Linked DNA regions of Homo sapiens: region 1 is linked to region 2. Evidence: chromatin loops called from intact Hi-C (ENCODE). Cell type or tissue: dorsolateral prefrontal cortex. All regions are shown on one strand.

Region 1 (4,000 bases), 420 kb after region 2:
GAGCCCAGCCAAGCCCAGGTCCTGCTCCCTCCCCAAGCCTGACGCCTGACATCCCTCCACTGCCGGCGGCTGCTCTGCCTGCAGTGTGACAGGGAATCTCTGTTGCAACGGAGGCCAGCTCAGTCCAGCGGGGAGGAGGAGCTGTCCCGGGCCGGTGGGCAGGGCCAATTGGGAGAGACAGGTGTCTGGAAGGACCCGGAGGATGAGGCCTGGAGCTAAAGGCTGGACCCTGAGGACACTGTCCTGCCGGCTCGTCTGGAGCAGGTCAGGCCCAGCAGGGTAGGTGATAAACTCCAGCAGAATGGCCAGGGAGGGCAACGCTAGGCTGGGGAGGGAGATGGTAGGGGCCGGCCAGCCCACAAAGATGAGGGCAATCCAGGACCCCCTTGGGGTCATTTTCTCTGTGCCTGACAGGCATCCCCCGGATAGTCCCTCAGAGCACGTCCAGGCTGTGCCCACTTCCCAAGGACATCACCAAGTCACTGTCCACCCTCAGAGCACCTGCTCCTCACACACGCTGTACCCCGGACTCCCCCGGGTGCCAGGTGGGTGCTGTGCCTGCCTCTTGATTCTGGGAACCTCCTCTCCAGCCTGGTCCCTCACCAGAGGCAGCCCTTAAAGACCATCCGCCCTACCTCCTCATTTTACACTCGGGGAAACTGAGTCCCATAGAACAAACAGGCAGCCGCACCAGGCCTCCCGCTCTCAGGTATGCTCTTCCACCCCCTTCTCTGGCCTCAGGACAGCCTGAGACTGGGCAGGATCCAGAAGAAAGGGCTCTGTCCTGGTGGGGAGGGGTTCGCCCAAGGCAGTGACCGGCTCTGCCCAGGGTTCCCTGGAGTCTGGCTCTGGGGACAGGGTGAGGGGCAGACTTGCCTGTTTTCAAGAGCTGAGGGATGGGGGAGAGGATGGGGAACCTGGACCCTGGGGCAACCTCCGCTCAGGACTGTCCCACTCAGCTGCCGGTCCGTGCCTCTGCACTGGTCACTGGGTGGACGGCAGACGCATGGCATCCCAGGACACTGCACAGGGAACAGCTAGCTCCAGGTCACCTGAATGCCATTCTCAACTGGCCCTCTCCTCCCAGGGATAGGCCAGCGGGGAACGAGGAGTGACCAGAACCCAGGACTCCCGCCCTCATCTGACAGCCACTTAGCCCACTTCCCACTGGGGACTCTTCCTTGGAAGGTTGCTCTGGAAACCCCCTACTGTGTGGGGTAACCTCGCCGGGCACCCCACCCTGGCCGAGCACTGCCATGCCACACAAGAAGGATGGAACCTTCCTCCCCAAGCTGGGGTGGGGCAGGGGCTGGGGGAGATGGAAGGCCCTGCACCGCCCCCAGCCTCCCTGCCACTCCCCACACCTGGGAGATGCTCAGGACCCCCATGTAGCCACGGCCGCTCCCCCCAGCTTCTTACCAGGTCGAGGACAGATGGGGACGGACGCTGCTGCCTCGGCACCTGCTGATTAGTGCGGCCCACCCTGAGGGGCGCCCCTGTTCCCCAAGGTGGTTGGGAGGGCACTCGCGGGTCCTGGGGAAGTTGGATGGCCCTGGGAATGGCGGGTCCTGGAGGGTGCGGGAGCCTGAGGGGGAACTTGGGGGTCTTAGGTTAGACCGGGGCCTCCCCGCGTGGGGAGGGCGCAGCAGACTGTACCTGGGGGCGCATTGGCCGTCGTCAAACTCGAAGGTCCGGTTGGTGTAGCCCCCGCCGCGCGCCTCCCGGCAGACGCCCCCCGGGGTCCGCGCCCCGTCAGGGAGTGGCATGCGGCCTGGCAGCTCGGACCCGACCCGAGGGAGAAGCGAGTGGGAGCCGCCACCTTCTTCCCTCGCGTTGCCCTGAAAAACATTTTTTTTTTCCTCGCAGATTAGCGAGGAAAAGACGCCAGTTCCAGGGTCGGGTGCAGGCGTCTGTCCGCGCGCGCCCCCTGCCGGCCGCGCCGGGACCCGCGGCGGCTCTGGCCCAGGCTGGGACGGGGGTGCGGGGTAGGGAGGGCGATCCGCTCCCGCCGCGGCCCTCTGAGCCCTCAAAACTCCGAAAAACAGGACGGGGTTCGTCAATGGCTAGAAAAGCCCAAGCGCGCCGCCACCGGGCCCTACACCCCTGGGAGGGCTCCGTGGTGGGCGGGGGCTCAGGGGGCTCTGGGTCCTTGGCGGGCAGCAGGGCACATGCGCTGCTCGGACCGCCAGCGTCCAGCCGCTGCGCCCAGGGACCGTCAGCACCTCCCGCTTGTGCTGCTCTGCCGTGGTCAACACTGGTCATTGAACACAAGCCAGATTCAAGACGACTCCCCGCCCCCCCGCCCCCACACCCCCCGCAGGCTGCGGCATCTGTGGGTGGGCGCCACATCCTGGGCTTGGCCTGGGGGAGGGGGATGACTGCACCCCGCCCTGTGCTCTCACCCAGACGGGCACACACAGCACCTTTAGACGGGTGGGGAGGGGCCCCAACTTAAGATGCTGCAGGCCAAAGACTAGGAAGCAGAGGGTCCCCCTGCGGGCCCCCTTTCCCGTGCACGTGCTCACACTGTTACACATGCGTCACCCTGGCTCAGCCTCACACAGAGCTCTGGAGAACTGCGATTTCTGTCCCCAGAGCTTTGTTGGTTTGCAGGGTGGACCAGGCCCCTCACTAAGCCAGGACTGTGCCCACGAGGGCCAGGGGGAGGGCCAGGTCCATTTGGAGGGCGCATGCCATGTACTTTGTGGTCCCTGGCCTCCCCAGTGTCTCTCCAGAGGGTCCTTCCCTGTTTCTCCAGGAGGCAGCAGGCTGAACACAGATGCTTTTGAGGGGTGGGTGGGGAACACTCGGGGAAGTCTAGGATGCTAAGTCCCCAGCAGAGGTTCAGCCTGTGCCCCCGCCACACAGCTCGTGGGCATCTTGGGGGTTTTTCCTCAGGTCCCTAGATTGGCCGGTGCTGCTGCCGGGGTCCCACCACCCCTGGGCGGGTGCCGCCGGGGCAAGATGGTGGCCTTTCTGCCAACGCCCTCCTGCCTGGGGAACTCAGAAAAAACTGAGAGGCCGCACCATCTGCATCTGTGATTAATTAGCAGTAATTACACGTGTTGTCAACGGCAGGAGAGTCACAGGTTTGATGACATTCCGAGGGCTTTAGGGAAACAAAAACTTGGCCCCACTCTGCCACTGAGGAGCCCCAGATCGCCAGCCCGTCCATCCCTCCCTGGCCAGGGGCAGGGCCGGGAGAGGGGCCCAGGTCCCCGAGAGCTTTTGCCCTCCTCTCCAACCCCGTCCTCCTCCATGTCTGACCTGCAGCCAAGGCTGGGCGGAGCAGGGATGGAGACACCACCTTATATTACATAACCTCCCTCTGCTCCAAACACCCTTCACCCATCTTTGGCCCAAAGTCCAGGATGCCAGCCCGAGGCCCAGAGCCGCGCCTTCTCCACAGGAGACTGGGGCACCCCGGACAGACGTCCCCGTGTGGTGGCACCTGCCCGGGCTCCTTCTTGCCTCCCCTCTCGGGAGGAGAGCCCCTGCCACCCACCCCACCTCCTCCCGCTACGACCTCAGCACGAGCCAGGCCAGGGATGTCCTCCCAACAGTCCAGCCTCACCCCCCACCCTCGTCCCCTCTGCTTCCCTGAGGGCCCCCCGCAACCTCCGTGAAAGAGGAAGGGTCTCCACCTCCCCCTTCCCTCCGTCATCCCCCCAAAAGTATGTACTGGGGGACTCAAGCCCAGCGCAGGGCGGCTCCTGGAGTTCAGCGGGGAGGTGAGCAAACACCTGGCGCCGGAGCTTTCTGAATTTGGATGGGCAGGACCCCCGCGATCCCGCAGAAACCTGTTGAGAGTGTGAGGTGAGGGGTCGAGCTGGGGCCCCAGGGCATAAAGCGGGGATGGTGCTTGGGCAGGGCCAGGTGAAGGGACAGACGGTTCCGAGGGTGCCCGGCAGAGCTCAGCGGGAGGAAGAGCACGGACGATGGTGGCCTGGGGTGGGGACAAGATGCCCCTGGTTCTGGGCGACCCAGAAGTGTGGATGGT
Region 2 (4,000 bases):
CATCCAAACAACCAACCAACCATCCATCCAACCAACCATCCAGCCAACCAACCATCTAACCAAACAACCAACCATCCAACAAACCAACAAACCATCCAACCAACCATCCAACAAACCAACAAACCAACCAGTCAACCATCTAACCAACCAACCATCCAACCAACCAACCAACCATCCAACCAACCATCCATCCATCAAACCAACCAGTCATATCCAACCAACCATCCAACCAACCAAGCAAGTACACCCTGAGCCCTACCGCCTGCCAGGTACCAGGAACTCAGGGAAACAGAGGAGGGCGCCTCCTTTCAGAGCTTGAGCTCCAGAGAGATTGGACAAGAAAGCACAAGCATGAAAGTAACAAAGACCCTGAGATGGCAAAGGCAGCGGGGCCTCTGCACCCAGCACTCAGCACTGAGACCGAGTGATGTAGCCGGGCTTAGAAAGATCTGGACAGTGCCGGCAGGCTGAGGGGACCGCAGGGAGGGGAGGACCTGGGCTCTGAGGCTGCCCACTCTCTCCCTAACCTGAGTGTCTGCCTCCGTCAGGGAAGGGGATTCTCCCGCAGGGGCTCCGAGGGGCCCACTGCTCCCCATCCTTCCGAAGAGGACACCATGGGGAGCTTGTGTCCAGACCAACAGGGTACAGAAAGCCCTGGTCCAAGTGCTGCCCTCCAGCCCCCACCTGATGGCCCAAGTGACCTCGAGCAAGTTGCTGCACCTCCTGACCCCTGTAAACAGGGACAGCCACAACACACTTTCCCAGGTCGCTGTGACCAAGGCCCCTGCCATGCTCAGTGGAGTGCCTGGTACACAGTTCCCCATCACTCCCCATCAGAGAACATCCAGAATGGGATGCCTTCAAACAATAAGTACCCCTGGGATTGCCTTGCCCTGCGGCCGTAACAAAGGACCACAGATTCCGTGGCCTTAACAGCATGCATTTATTTACCATCTCACAGTCATGGAGACTGGAAGTCCAAGATCAAGGTGTGGGCAGGGTTGGGTCCTCCTGAGGCCTCTCTTCTGGGCTTGCAGATGCCGTCTTCTCCCTGTGTCCTCACGGTGTCATCCCTCTGTGCATGTCTGTGTCCTAATCTCCCCTTTGTCTACGGACACCAGTCAGATTTGGGCCCACCCTAATAACTTCGTTTTACCTCCATGGCCCTTCCTCCCTCCCTCCCTCCCTTCCTTCCGGTGGGTGCTCCGGTCTCCTGGAGGCTTGTCCACGCTGGGGCCAGCTTCTCCCAGCAGGTGCTAAGAGCTAAAAGGCAGCATGCAGGAGGCAGAGGGGAAGCCATGGGGCTTCTTCTGCCTCAGCCCAGAAACTGTGCAGAGTCCCTCAGGCCTCTATCTGGTTGCAGGACAGTCACAGAAGCCAGCACAGTTTCGCAGAAAAGGATTGGCTTGGTCTCCTGCTGGGTAAGTGGGGAGGTGGCTGCAGAAGGGTCTGGGTAGAGATGTCCATGCAGCTGAGAGGATGCTGGGCTCCTGTGTACTGCGTCTCCTTCCCTGGCCTCCTGTGTACTGCGTCTCCTTCCCTGGCCTCCTGGGTGGCTCAGCTCTGTGGGGCCACAGGCCCCACCCCACCCCAGAGACATGGAGAGGGGGTTTGTCATTGAACTTGAAGTCGCACTGGCTCTGTCCAACGACCAGTTAAAATGACTCTGGAGGTTTCCATTCTCTCCCATCCCTTCCCCTTCCCTGGCCCGAACCCTGCAAGGTGGCTGGTGTCAGAGATAGGACTCTCTAGGCCTCTACTGTCCTGGCAGCAAGAGCCACTCCCTGCCAGGACCCTGAAGTCAACCAGCTGGATAAAGTCCCCACAGTGACCCCATCCTTGGCCCCCAGCCCCAGCAAGTGGAGGGACAGAAGGACGGTACTGGAGGGGTTGGGGTGGGCTTCAACATGTCCCACAACCAGGGGTTGCATTCTTTCCACCCACTCAACCCACCTGCTCAGCACGCGCCCTGGGCCGGCCTCGGTGGGGAAAGTGCTCCTTCCAAGCAGGGGTTGGCTCGCTGTCCCTGCAAAGGTAGGACAACCCCAGGTGTTCCCAGCCGCACGGCCAGGGGTCCCGTCCAGCTTGGGGGCTCTGCGTCGGCAGCGAGCACCACATTCGGCCCCAACTTAAAGTCTCCCACAGACCTGGAGCCGCTGGGTCCCTCCTGCGCTTGGCGGCACCACAGGCACCAGCCCAGCAGATGGCGCCAAGCCACTGTCCACAGCGCAGCAGGAGGCCTGACGGGGACAGGGACGGGGACAGGGAGGCTATGGGGACCCCGGCTGGACCTCACACGTCAGGACAAACCCGTGACAAATCCCCAGCACACGGTGGTTCTGGGGTGACCGAGCTGTGGCCAGGCCGGGGGCGCAGGAAGGCGCAGAACCCGGGAGTGGGCAGAGGACCAGAAGCAGCTGCGGCCGGGGAGGAAATCGGTGTCCTGGGAAGCTACTTGCGCTGTGCACGCATGGACTGGGTCACGAGGCCAAAACCCACGGTGGCCACGGCAAGAGAGCCCTGGGCCAGCGGAGACACAGGCCACCAACAGGCGGGGGTGGCTTTGTGTGAGGAGGAAGGGGAGGCAGGAGACAGGGGACAGGGGGTGTGACGGAAGGGGCAGCCCAAGATTGAAGGCGCCTCCCAGAGATGGGGCATTCGAGCTGGGTCCTGAAGGGCGAGTAGGAGCTCGGAAGATGGAGAAGGGACAGAGAGAGAGAAAAGGCAACTGTAAAGAGGTCCAGGCTCCTGCCCTGTACCCTGGTTTCACAGGGAGGTAGGGGAGGCTGGCGGTTCTGGAGGGTCAGCCAGGGAAGGGCGACCCCCACTGTCTTCTGTGAAGGGTGCCAAGGGGTGGCCTCAAGGACAGCGTCCAGCCACGAACACAACCAAGATCAGAACCCACACCCGGGGCACAGACGCTTCCACGTGTGTGGAGCTTACAGATTCTCCAAACCGAAATTCAAGGCAGACAGATGGGACTTGCCCTATAACCCAAGGCACATGAAGCGTTTCCCCGACCATGGCGCCTCTGCTGAAGTCAAGTAATAAACAACTCCGCACTTAAATACTCATTCTCCTGGAAAGGGCAACCAGGGCTCCCCCTTACTGTCCCCTCACCCCAAACCCCAAGTGATATCCCAGCCTTGGAAGCAATGGGCAGCAGCAGCAGGGTTAGCCCGGGAAGCCACCCTCACAGCTAGAGTGGTCATCCCCATCCATGGGCGAGCAGAGACTGGCGGGGCAGGTGGCTGACCAGAGAGTGTGGAACCATCAACACAGACAAGGCGACAAGGGGACAGCTGCACCCTTTGGGAATTCAGGACACAGAACCCTCCTGTAGGGAGAAGCACGTGACTGCGGGCCCAGCCTGAGGTAGTGGCGAGTGGGGGCCCCAGCTTTCCTGGAGATTCTAATACAGGAACATGTTTCAGGACACTCGGGCTGACATGCACTTCTTTTTATTTGTCCAAATCCGGCTTTTTTTTGTTTGTTCATGCTGAAAAAATAAAATCAGAAAGTACAGAAATGTTAAAAAAACAGTAAAATATATTCATCTCTTTAATCCCACCACACATAGATCACCTCTGCAAACATTTATCTGCTTCCAGGACTTCACCCAGAAACGGACACCTAGGAGTACGTCTGTGCTGATGAGGGGTCACACTAGACGTGACTTTGTGAACCACTTTTTTTTTCTTTTTTTTCTTTGTTTTGCGACAGTCTCACTCCGTTGCCCAGGCTGGAGTGCAGTGGCGCAATCTCCGCTCACTGCAAGCTCCGCCTCCTGGGTTCATGCCATTCTCCTGCCTCAGCCTCCCCAGTAGCTGGGACTACAGGCGCCCGCCACCACGTCCAGCTATTTTTTTTTTTTTTTGTAGTTTTTTAGTAGAGACGGGGTTTCACTGTGTTAGCCAGGATGGTCTTGATCTCCTGACCTTGAGATCTGCCCACCTTGGCCTCCCAAAGTGCTGTGATTACAGGCGTGAGCCACCATGAC

Evidence for each region. Hi-C counts contacts between places; a loop is a spot of excess contacts. Peaks named below come from ENCODE experiments on the same cell type or tissue, not always from the same donor. Only the 100,000 strongest peaks of a DNase experiment are listed, where the experiment ranks them.
Region 1: a loop joins it to region 2, with 5 times the contacts of the local background. A loop is called at or near these places in 23 of 110 quality-filtered maps.

The regions. Positions count from the first base shown.
Region 1 is chr9:135,700,025-135,704,024 of GRCh38, reverse strand. KCNT1 (potassium sodium-activated channel subfamily T member 1) reads right to left here and starts at 1,840. Exons shown (of 31, transcript NM_020822.3): 1 at 1,657-1,840. The coding sequence starts at 1,766. It also overlaps a transcript of SOHLH1 not described here. RefSeq lists a silencer at 1,912-2,041. In dorsolateral prefrontal cortex, CTCF peaks have their summits at 1,727 and 1,926 (motif pointing left); a DNase peak (open chromatin) is centred at 1,934; H3K4me3 peaks cover 1,858 bases; H3K27ac peaks cover 2,424 bases; H3K27me3 peaks cover 1,624 bases.
Region 2 is chr9:136,121,285-136,125,284 of GRCh38, reverse strand. LOC107987142 (a long non-coding RNA gene) reads right to left here. Exons shown (of 2, transcript NR_165242.1): 2 at 920-3,499. Among named protein-coding and RNA genes, the nearest start is that of TMEM250, 4.4 kb to the right of the region's middle. In dorsolateral prefrontal cortex, CTCF peaks have their summits at 1,998 and 2,206 (motif pointing right); a DNase peak (open chromatin) is centred at 2,204; H3K4me3 peaks cover 774 bases.